Linked DNA regions of Homo sapiens: region 2 is linked to region 1. Evidence: chromatin contacts called from ENCODE Hi-C or POLR2A ChIA-PET data. All regions are on one chromosome and are shown on one strand. Each heading gives the region's core, a stretch centred on a gene start or an enhancer-like site at or near the end of the contact. The rest is flanking DNA. Distances are from core to core; before and after follow the strand shown.

Region 1 (6,019 bases), core at 2,730-5,229:
TCTTACTCTGTTGCCCAGGCTGGAGGGCAATGGCATGATCTCAGCTCACTGCAACTTCCACCTTCTGAGCTCAAGTGATTCTCCTGACTTAGCCTCCCCAGTAGCTGGAACTGCAGCTGTGTGCCATGGTACCTGGCTAATTTTTGTATTTTTGGTAGAGATGGGGTTTCACCATGTTGCCCAGGCTGGTCTCAAACTCCTGACCTCAGGTGATCCACCTAACTCAGCCTCCCAAAGTGCTGGGATTACAGGTGTGAGCTACCTCATCCAGCCCTAGATTCAGATTTCAAGATCACTGCTCTTGACTGACTGACTGATCGACGGATTCATTGATTGGCACCACATCTTTGTAGCTACTTAAGTTTCCAGACTAATGAACATGACCTTTCCCCTGTATGTGTTCACACTGTGCCAAACCTTTTCACATTAATTGCTCATTTGAGCCCTTCTACTCTGTGGAATTGTCAGGGTAAGTGTTCTTAAGTTTATAGATAAAGAGAATCCCAAGAAGGCCAGACAGATTAAATCACTTGCTCAGACACCAGGCTGGGCTATAATAGGCCCAAGTATTCTTTTCACTCTGTCAGTCTCCCGTAGTCCACTAGAGCCCCACAGAAAATCACAATGAAGACCATACCCTACTCCCCTGCCCCTAACCCCCTTGCAATGTGTTCTGGGCAAGACCCTTCCCTGCAATATATTTGCATGGTTTGATTAATGTGTTCTGTGGAGGAAATATTCAGATCAGTGTACCTGAACCACAGACTGCTTAATCTAGCACCTAATTTAGGGCTTACCTTAATACATATATGATATATGGTTTGGCTGTGTCCCCACCTAAATCTCATCTTGAATTCCCACGTGTTGTGGGAGGGACCTGGTGGGAGGTAACTGAATCATAGAAGCAGGTCTTTACTGTGCTGTTATCGTGATAGTGAATAAGTCCCATGTGCTCTGATGGTTCTATAAGGGGGAGTTTCCCTGCACAAGCTCTCTCTTTGCCTGCTGACATCCACATAAGATGTGACTTGCTCTTCCTTCCCTTCTGCCACGATTGTGAGGCTTCTCCAGCCATGTGGAACTGTAAGTCCATTAAACCCTTTTTCTGTATAAATTACCTGGTCTCAGGTATGTCTTTCTCAGCAGCATGAAAACAGACTAATACAATATACAAGATAAAATAAGAGGCAAAAGACATGATCACCCATGCCTCCCTATCCCAGGTAACAGTCTAACTTGGAGTCTAAGTTCCATGTATAAGCACTAGCTATACACAGTTTAGCAGAATTGGCTTTGTAATCAGATCACTGGCCTTGAAATAGAAGCTTTATCATCTACTGAATGTATGACCTTACAGTACTTACTCTCTCCAAGCCTCAGTTTCCTTATCTATATAATGGGAAAGACAATCCCCTCCTGAGGCAAGTGTAACTATGAAGATTCTGTGGACAATAAACTCAAGTGCACGGTACGTGGCACGGTAAGCGCTCAATAAAAGGTAGCTGATGGCCCCATTACTTGCGGTTTGAGCTTGCAGATTCTTTTCTTTTCCTTTCTCTTTCTTTTCTTCTTCTTCTTTTTTTTTTTTTTTTTTTTTTTTTTGACAGGCTCTCACTCTCTCACGCAGGCTGGAGTGCAGTGGCGCGATCACAGCTCACTGCAGCCTCAACCGCCGGGCTGAGTGATCCTCCTAGCACAGCCTCCCAGGTAGCTGGGATTATAGACACACACCACCATGCTGCTTAATATTTCATATTTTTTTTGTAGAGAAGAGGTCTTGCCATGTTGCCCAGGCTGGTCTCAAATTCCTGAGCTCAAGCAATCTGCCCACCTCGGCCTCCCAAAGTGTGGGACTATAGGCGTAAACCACTGCCCCCGGCTGGGAAGAGATTCTTGATTAAACCTGTGTGTAGTCATGTGAGCTGGACAGGCTGAATGGGTGCTGCATGGGGTCATCCAAAATTAATAGTAAGAGGGAGACTCCAGCTCTTCCTGGGCCTGTTCTTGCCACAACTGCTTTGGACCATTCTGCAGAGAAAAACTAAACCCGGCCCTTTTGTCAATATATTACAGAGGGAAGCCAATTCCACCCCGGCCCCTCATTCTTCAACATATTTTTATGGGTGTATTTACCACTCCACACTGTCAAGGGCCACCCTAATCCTTCCTGCTGGGGCTAGATAGTATTTTTGTCCAATTTTTTCACATTCCCCAGAGCCACCCTTGTAGATCAAGAGATTGGGTTCCCAGAGGCTGCACCTCAAGCCCTGTGGCTACTAAAACCTCATCCTGTGGGGGCCTGCTGACTTCATCACTTCTAATAACCTGAGCTCATTTCCTCAATGAGGAAAATCACTGGCACTACAGCTTGGCCTTGGGACCACAATTTAAGAAGAGTCGGGGCCAGCACTTTGGGAGGCCAAGGCAGGCAGGATTGCCTGAGTCCAAGAGTGAGACCAGTCTGGGCAACATGGTGAAACCCTGTCTCTACAAAAAATAGAAAAATTAGCCAGCATAGTGGTGCACGCCTGTAGTCCCAGCTACTCAGGAGGCTGAGGTGGGAGGATTGCCTGAACCTGGGAGGCAGAGGTTGCAGTGAGCCATGATTGCACATTTGCACTCCAGCCTGGGTGACAGAATGAGACTCCATCTCAAGAAAATAAAATAAAATAAAATAAAAGTCGGGAGAAAGATGGGGCTGCCACAGCATTATTACAAAAACCTGGAATGCGGCATCGTGGGCAAGCTTCATCCATCTCCTTGAGGAGACTCCTCTCTGACAGCTACAGGTAATTTGAAAGCTTTTATGAAGCCTTGGCTGGAAAACCAATGAAGCTTCCAAACTCAGGCAATGCAACAGAAGCGTCTAAACAGTTAGTCATAAAACATTCTTTCCTAATCCACAGAAGACATTAACATTTATTTTTCCAATTACCAATGAATAATCCTCAAGGGCTTTTCCCTAAAACTGACAACACAAAAATAATTACTCTCTTAGTAATGAAGTGGGTATCCAAGGGAGATGGTTGGGTTGATGAATGATGATCATTTTAAAGCTCCTTCATTTCTGCATGGTTTTTGCCGGATTAATCGTCATTGAAGGAACACTGAGTTTATTTGTTGTTGGCAACAAAATGGGAAATTCAGCTCTTGAAGGGTTTCTGCCTTCAGGCTCTGGCCTCATTAGAAACATGGCTTTCTCTGTTTCATCATATGGTTGAGTCATTCTTCATCTCAGGTGGTGAAAGGGTGAGCGGTACTTAAGCAACAGCAGTTTCTGTTCCTAAGGTTAAATGTGCAACCTACTTTCTCTGTACAATATCCCTAAGAAGTATCGTTAGTGTTTCTTCCAAATAAAAAGCGTAAGTTAAGGAGCAGTATCTTGGATCAAATGACTCTCATGATAAGACACGAGGAAAAAGAGCAACTGCCTTCCTTCTAAAAGTTATATTTTAAAGATTTTACATTTCCAGCCCAAATAAAATGCAATAGCTTTGTTTCCTTGCACAGCTATGACACAATAAAGAATGCACAAAGTGTTTTGTTAAGGAACAGGGCATCATTCTTACTCTTCCCGCCTTCATTTCTTCCTGGAGATAAGACGACAAAATATGGACTTTCCTCCCATCCATTGCTCTGTATTGCATGGCAGTATTCACATGTCTGTCTTAATTTGTTTGTCTGATAGCCTAAACAAGATGATGGAAGCATAAGGGAGTGGGTTAGGGCATTGGCAATTGAAGTTGACGTGATGCTGAACGGGTTGGAGGCAAAGTTACACCAAGGGCTTGTAAGCATGAGAACCCACAGGCGAAGCAACCCAACATGGAGTGCAGGGAGGAAGAAGAGAGCTGGAACCCACCTCCTGAACAAGCCAGTGTGTGCCTGTGAGCGGGTGGGGATGGGCCCGTGCAAGGCTCGCTGCCAGGCAGGCTGTTACTTGCTGCTGGGGCGGTGTCCTGGGGAGAAGTGATCATCTATGGAAGGAATTCAGCAGAGTGGATGATGTGGGAATGAAGGAGACCAGGAAATCCGATCAAGGTGAAGGCTGAGCCTGAGGATGGGAGGCAGAGCTTGACCCTGGCTATTCCTGGGACACCCGAGCCCTGGCTCCCTGGGTGGCTGCAGTCTCCTGTGGGCCTGGGCTCCAAGGCTCTGGGTCCTGGCTCTTCACCTGTTCGAGGTATGGACACTTTGAGACCCCAATGTGGCATGGACCCTCCCACACATGCTCATGCCTGTCTGCTACTCTCTGGCTCTCTTCATTCCAGCATCCTGTCTTGGGATCACCATCTCTCTCTGTTGCTCTATGTGTGGCTCACCTCAATCTGTCTCTCCTTTCTAAGTTCCATCTCCTACACAGTTTCAGAGATTATGAGGACCTCACTAAGTCCACATGAACTATAATTTTAAGACATCCTAGATTAAAGATTTAAGTAGCGAGTTTCCCAGCTCTCAAATAAGCACAGATGTTTCAGATAGAAAATAAGATTAGGAGAAAAAAAAACTATGCATTTTTTTTAAATCAGTTTGAGAGGTTTTGGTTAATTCTCTCATTACCAATTACAGAAAGAGGTGATTCTCTATGGCTCTGGGGTATTCCGTGAGGATGAAACACTATAGATTACACATACTGATTCCCCATGTTGAGATTACAGCCAAAAAGAGCAAGGTGCTACCCTAAGTGCTGTAGAAGGATATTTAAGAAAAGACAAATAAGCTTATTTGTCCCTTATCCATGAGCTATCAGAAAGGAGGTCTGAGTTAGAAATGTTCCCTTTTAAAAATCTAATCAACACCAAAGGAGTAATTTTGTGCTACTAATAACAGAAAACCAAATAGTAAATCACTCACCCTCAAGCATCTTGTGACCCGGAGGGTGTGTTGGGTTACACTTTATGTGAATCATTTAGCGACCTGAATAGAATCAATCTGGTAGCCTCAGATATTCCCTGACTTCAATTTCTATTTTTGGTAACCACTGGGTGGGCCGTGATACTGCAAGTAAGTTCACAAAACTGCTTCTAGAGATTAACTGGGGAATTTCAAAATTGCCAGTGATGATGCACCACTCATATTATGTAGATACATATTTTAAACAGAAAGATTCGAGGCAAGAATCTTTGCTTGTCTTCTCTGCCTCACTCTACTGGGTAATTTTGCTGTAAACTCCCAGGACAGTCCATCTCTCCATCTCTCTTTCATGAGTCTTTTCACCCCAGGCAACATTCGCTTCACGTTACCAACAACGAGGAAAAGAAAAGGTGGCTTTTGTGAAATTAAATTCCTTCCACAGAACAACCACTTCCAGGCATGAAATCTCTTTAAAGGAAACTTCCGACCCTATGCATTTGAAAATGATTAATCAATCAGAGTCTAAATATAAGAAAATGTCTATTAATGACAAAAATGATTCAAGTCCTATTGAAAGAGACCAAGACAACTGACCATTGTCAAGACTTGTATAGGGTCTAAGGTTTTACATTACTGTAAGCTAACAAATTAGCCTGTCAGTTTCATAGATGCTGGTAGAAGATGCTACATTCCTGAGTCAGAGAGGAAGGACAGTTACAGCAATAGCAGTGGCTAGAGTAGTGGCACTTCTCGAGCCCCAGTTCTCCTAGGGTGTTGCAAAGAAGGACAGATGACGCCCGTGCATGCAGTGGGTCGCATCCCAGGAAAGGGGCTCGACACTTAGGGAACCCATATCTTTTATAATAGACAGCTTTGCTCTGCATGGAGACACTATCTCTAACTTCCAAGACTGTTTGCTATACATATAAACGTTCTTGAAAAAAGGGTCTGGAACAAAGGCAGTCTCACTCACAAGACATGCAGAAACATGAGAACCATGTAGAAATGTCTCCTAACAACTTGAACACTGAATTACAATTAAGTCTATACAGCGCCTATGTTTAGAATGCACTCTTCTTTACCCCCTGTGCTTGCTGGAACTAATTACCTCCTAGAATCCACTGGAACAAGGTGAGCCCAAAGAAGCCCACCCCGCTAGTTTCAT
Region 2 (6,043 bases), core at 410-2,909, 42 kb before region 1:
TGGAGTCTCACTCTGTCACCCAGGCTGGAGTGCAGTGGCGCAATCTCGGCTCACTGCAAGCTCTGCCTCCTGGGTTCACGCCATTCTCCTGCCTCAGCCTCCAAAGTAGCTGGGACTATAGGCGCCCGCCACCACGCCTGGCTAATTTTTTTGTATTTTTAGTAGAGTCGGGGTTTCACCATGTTAGCCAGGATGGTCTCGATCTCCTGACCTTTCAGCCTCCCAAAGTGCTGGGATTACAGGCATGAGCCATGGCGCCCAGCCCTAATTTTTGTATTTTTTGTAGAGACAGGGTTTCACCATGTTGCCCAGGCTGGTCTCAAACTCCTGGGCTCAAACGATCTGCCTACCTCAACCTCCCAACGTGCTGGGAAGACAGGTGTGGGCCACCGTTCCTGGCCTTAGCTTTAAGTTTTAGTTCTGTCTTTTACATTTCTTGATGTTATTCTTTTTTTTTCATTTTTAGCTTCATCTTTTTTCATATCTGGCATTTACTGCCATGTAGCTTCTTTGTATAATCTTGACTGAATTGCTTGCCTTCTCTGAGTCTAGAGTTTCTCATCCTAATAAGGGGCTGTGTCTAATGGCCGACTCATTGTGCTGTTCAAACAGTTGAATGAGGACTTAACACAGTTTCTGCCATGCAGAATGTGCTCAGTAAATGCTTCAAGATTTTTTGTTTTGTTTTGTTTTGCTTTGCCATATTGAATAAAGCTTAGCAAATATCCTCATACACATATCCTGGAATGTTAAGTCATAGGGTATAATCTTTTTAAAAATATTTACTAGGTTGCTAATAAGTTCACAAATGCTATAATTATTCATACTTTTCTCCTTGTTGATTTATAAAATCTCTTTGTGTAAATGTAATATCTTTGTCCTCTGCATTATCATTTTCCCCCAAATGTCCTGCTTGATGACTTTATGTTGCATTTTGCCATAAAAATTTCGTATTTATTTTAAATTTTAGAAATAAGTCTACTTTTTTTCATTTTAGCTTCTGAATTTCCAGTCTTGGTTGGGAAGACATCCTTATCCCCCAGATGGCTCACATGTCTTATGGGTTTTGCATAATTTGGTTTATGTTTCACGTGGCAAATTCTCGCTGCTGAGGTGCTGGATCTCCACCATCATTTGGAGAAAAATTTTGACGCAGACATTGCAATTGACAAGAAAACTTGGTCTAAGGCAGCAGTCCCAGCCCTTCACAGTCCCTCTGAGGATCACAGGGATCTCTGCCCCACCTCTCTGTCTGCTGCCCCACTAAGCAAATCACAATGAAAAGAAAGAAAAGCACAGTCATATCAACATGTCAACACATGCCTTCTTGCAACAGTCAGGTTGATCGCTCAGAAACAGCTCTCTTCAAGATCTTCATGAGGAAAAAAAATTTTTTTTTCTTTCACACAATAACAAAGTGTGAATTGTGTTGAACTGTCATAGAAGGGGTCAAGAGAGATGAGAGTGACAGCAAGAATAAGCATGAGTGAGGACTTTTTTCCAGGCATGGTATGTGGCATCCTGGATATGATGGCCGAAGAGTACAGTTTAGTTGTCCCTGTTAACCACTAGACCCTGGGCTCTGCTCCAAGAAGCACAGAGCATGTCATGTGGCCTCTTTGTTGCTATTGGCATCAAAAGAGCTGGAAAGAAAGATGTTTCCCTACAAACTGCATTTTCCAGTGTTCCCTGGGAACTGCAAAAATAGAGAGAGAGAGACAGAGAGAATGTAAGAGAGAGAGAGAATATAGATACCCATGGATCCTTTTTGCGAGACAGCAGTATTGCAGTAGAGAGTTTAATTATCTCAAGGCTAGCCAAGCAGTATTTGAGAGTTTATTATTCACATCAGTCTCCCAAGAACTCAGAGGCTAGGCTTTTATGGACAGTCTCATGGGCAGGGGACTAGGGAATGGGTGCTGCTGATTGGTCGGAGATGAAATCATAAGGGTGTGGAAAAGGGCCCTTGTGCAATGAGTCCACCTCTGGGTGGGGCCACAGAACTGACTGAGTCATGAGTCATGGGTCTGGGTGGAGTCTGTTGATCACCAGAATGCAAAAGTCTGAAAAACATTTCAAAAGACCAATCTTAGGCTCCACAATAGTGACATTACTAGGGAGCTATTGGGGGAAGTCACTAGTCTTGTGATCTGTGGCCACATGACTCTTGAGCAGCTAGGAATTATAGCTACATTTTAGCAGAATTCGGCCCCTCCCATAATCCTAATTTCATGGCCTTTCATTAGTTTTACAAAGGCAGTGTCAGTCTCTGAGCCAGGAGGGGATCTATTTTAGGAAGGAACTATTATCATTCTTGCTTCAAAGCTAAATTATAAACTAAATTCATCCTGTGGTTAGCTTGGCCTATGCCCAGGAATGAGCAAGGACAGCTAGCCTGTGAGGCTAGAAGCAAGATGGAGTCAGCCACCTAGACTTTTCTTACTGTCATAATCTTTGCAAAGGTGGTTTCAAGACCAGCTGAATAACTAACAACCTTAAGTCTCATCTCGAATCACTTTAAATTGCCCAGCAGGGTGGAAGGATGAAAGTACAAATAACTTGGGGGTCTGGTGGGTGCCTGGGTGGTCTATATCATACACATATGCCCTTGCTGGCTCCCAAAGAATTTTTTCGCAGAGTCCCAGACTTGCTCACAAAGGCCCTGCCGATGGTGTCTATAAACAGATTTGCCCTCGCACCAAATGTGGGTAATAAAAAGTAATAAAAACCTGGAAAGTCAAACCGAATATTTAAGAGAACAATCAGTTGGCCAATCTTTCCCTTGAGTTTCCGCGCCAGGCTGCAGGAAGCATCTCTGTTTCAGGGTGAGCCCATCTCATAGGTTCCCCTTAGCAGCACACGATTCCTGCAGAGCCCTCAGATGCCAAGGTCTGCCTCATGTCTACCTGCATCTGGGGTCCTCCAACACTGGGAGCATCCTCCTGCTGCTGGTACACTTGCCAGCGTCTGCTCCTTCTGCAGGTCTCAGCTCCTATGTGGTGGCCTCTGTCAGTCCTTCCTGTCCCCACAGGCCCCCTCCACGCTCCCCTGCTCTGCACACTTGACCCACACAAGCCTCTGACAAAGTAACTGCTGTGCTCTCTGTCACTGTTGGCCCACACATCTGTCTCCTGCAGGTTCAGGACTATTCTTTAAGTTCCTTGAGGGAGGATTTTCTGGTCTGGGCCAGCTGTGTAGTGCTGGATGGTCTCTGTGGCCTCCCTTGGGCTTCTGGGGCCTCAGCGGGCATGGTGTGGATTGCTGGGATAATTAGGACCTCTTATCCTTCATGTGATCAACCCAGTCTTGTTCACGTGGTGGCAGCAGTTTTCAGCAGCAAGACAGGGCAGGACTCGATGTGCACGCACGTTTCAACCCTCTACTTGTGTTACATTTGCTGTTGTCCCATTGGCCAAACAAGTCACATGGCTAAGGCTAGACTCACTTAGAAGGGGACCAGCCAAGAGTGTGAACCAACTGTGGGCAGCTGTTTACCCCAGCAGGGACTGTGCTTCTCATTTCCGTATCTCAGATGGTCCTCAAGTATGTCCTTTAAATTTTTAAAATTATTTATACAGTTTTAAATGCATAAATATATGGAGTCAGATCAGATATGCTATACAAGTGGCTCAGAGGAGGTGAACAAGCTGGATGGGCAGCAAAGATGTTGGGATGGTCCTGGAGGATGGTGTGGTTTCTAGAGGCTGAGCAGGAAGGTGCCATACAGGTAGGAGCCTGCAGGCTGCGGAAGGGCAGATCGTTTGATTCTTTGCATACATGTGTGCCGTTAGTCTCCCTTCCCCCTCCAGGTCTTCTACCTGCAGTTCACATCCTCGTTCTGTGCCTGGGGAATTTACAGGCTCTCGTGCGTTTCAGCCAGTGGGAGGCACTGGCAGGATTCATGAGGGTGGAGGAGAAAGAGCCAGGGAATTTATACCCTCTTCCTCCATAGGAAGCCTCAGTTATGATGGTAGCTGCTGTATTGGGCCACAGACCCTGTTTTTTGTTTTTGTTTTAGACAGAGTATTGCTCTGTTGCCCAGGCTGGCGTGCAGCAGTGCCATCTCGGCTCACTGCAATCTCTATCTCCCAGGTTTGAGCGATTCTCCTGCCTCAGCCTCCCACATAGCTGAGATTACAGGCATGCATGACAATACCTGGCTAATTTTTGTATTTTCAGTAGAGATGGGGTTTCGCCATCTTGGCCAGGCTGGTCTCGAACTCCTGACCTCGGTGATCCTCCCGCCTCAGCCTCCCAAAGTGCTGGGATTACAGGCATGAGCCACTGCGCCTGGCCTCAGACAACAGACCCTATTAAACAGCCCTTCCCATAGCTGGGCTCCAACCAATGTCATTCCTTCCTCCCTTTGTCTCTTCAGACTTGGAGGAGGTCGAAGCAGATGGGCTACATTATTTGCAGGGCCCAAGGCCAAAATGAAATGCAAAAACCCTTGTTCAAAAAGTATTCGAGATTTCAAGAATGTGACAGCAGAGGGTTAAACGAAGCACGGGGACTCTCTGAGCACTGACAGGTGACTGCACAGGCTGCACTCTCAGGCTTAGTGCTAGTGCTACTCCCCTCCCTGGGGCACCTCCACCCCTGGGGAACCCCATAGCCCTGCCCAGACCTGTGTAGATCATCTCATCTTTAAACTTGGCCCACTTATCTTGTGGAAGATGCCATCTTCCTGCTGGGACTCTGGCTGATATAAATACCTGTGAGCAAAAAGAAAAATTCTTCAAGATAAAACAGTCACAGCATAAAGAAAATCAAGTGGAAACACTGGGCCCCTTTGAAGCTACTATTATTAGTCATAATAATAACATCAGTAGAGTGATCTACCATCTACAATGGACTTTTATGCATGTTTGATCTTCATGGAAAATCTTATGGAGTAGGCAGGGTATTATGGGAAAAATAAAAAAACACTAAAGTCTCCTTATGGGGTAGATAACGGGGGAAAAGGCAGAGGAAACTGTGCAAGTCACACTCAGGCTGAGCATGACCCTGTCTTGGATGGAGCATGTCCTCCGTTCTGCATCTCTCTGGGGAGCCCTTTGGAAAGAAGAACGGGGTAGAGCAAATGCGTCCCCAAGGATCCAGGCACAGGGCCTCTGTCCCACTCGTGAGGGAAATAGACAGTGGTATGGACTGGGCAGGGCCCACTCCATGGGCTGCCAGAGAGCTAAGGTCCCTTAGCTTGGGGCCTGTGGCCAAAGCAAGGCCTTCTCTGTCCCTGACACTCTGCCTCCCAGGTAATGGAGGTGAGGCTTTCTCACACCTCTGATGACACCACACTCTCCTCAACCAAATAGTGGACCCCAAAGCCTTTTGCAATAATTAAGGGAGATGAGTGAAAGAGGTATGGGGTTGCCTGGCACCTGTATAAGCAACATTTCCTGCCTGAGTGAGCATTGGTGAGTAATGAGACTGGAAAATCTCAGTATTGGAGGATAACTTCCACTGTGTAGGCTGGCCAGGTCCCTTCCACCCACAATGCTAAGCATCCAGGGAGATGCTTAGACAGGATAAGGAGAAACAGAAGTGGCCACTCAGGGTTTCAGTAGCTCTTGTCTCTCCTTGTTTTACATGAGCTTCCTTTTGCTCTGTTAAAAAAAAATACTGTTGGCTTTAGATTTTTTTCTACAGAACTAAGGTGTGATGCTTGGGATTCAGGGCTTTCTGTGATTTTTCAGAATCCTGTAACCAGTATTATCAAGCTCAACCCACTGTTACCACTGAGGACAGCTGACATAAGCCCTTCCAGAAAGAGAGTCAGATGGCACCAGGCATGGAAATGAGGCCTAAGGTTTCTGTCATCGTGATATCAACCCAGCATGACTCAACATCACATCAGCCTGCCCTGCTGACTTCCGAGCTGGAATTAGGAAGTAGTTGTAAAAATTGTTTCCTTCCCCAAAGAATACACTCCCCTTACCACCCCCAGAGATATGAATAAACTCTATGTAAACAGCATCCACAAAGTCAGGAGGACTTGGGATACACTTAATGTTAACTACATTTTCAAATAATACACTGGATA

What was found. Hi-C counts contacts between places; a loop is a spot of excess contacts on that map. ChIA-PET counts read pairs that join two places held with the same protein, here RNA polymerase II (POLR2A). Pooled maps may share reads with other maps.
Region 2: a map of mammary epithelial cell shows a loop between it and region 1 (7-fold over the local background). The contact joins two enhancer-like sites. A Hi-C loop is called at or near these places in 2 of 168 maps with a recorded cell type or tissue (MCF 10A and mammary epithelial cell) and 8 of 50 pooled maps. POLR2A ChIA-PET finds 5 or more read pairs at or near these places in 4 of 52 experiments (MCF 10A, OCI-LY7, RWPE1 and 1 more).

The regions. Positions count from the first base shown.
Region 1 is chr6:150,253,936-150,259,954 of GRCh38, reverse strand. No RefSeq gene overlaps it. Among named protein-coding and RNA genes, the nearest start is that of IYD, 110 kb to the left of the region's middle. Within about 2 kb of position 3,979, at least 3 of the 41 ENCODE cell types and tissues checked have a DNase peak (open chromatin) inside an H3K27ac peak, as active enhancers do; they include mammary epithelial cell, where a contact is called at or near this core.
Region 2 is chr6:150,293,452-150,299,494 of GRCh38, reverse strand. LOC105378054 (a long non-coding RNA gene) reads right to left here. Exons shown (of 3, transcript XR_943109.3): 2 at 4,628-4,715. Among named protein-coding and RNA genes, the nearest start is that of IYD, 73 kb to the left of the region's middle. Within about 2 kb of position 1,659, at least 2 of the 41 ENCODE cell types and tissues checked have a DNase peak (open chromatin) inside an H3K27ac peak, as active enhancers do; they include mammary epithelial cell, where a contact is called at or near this core.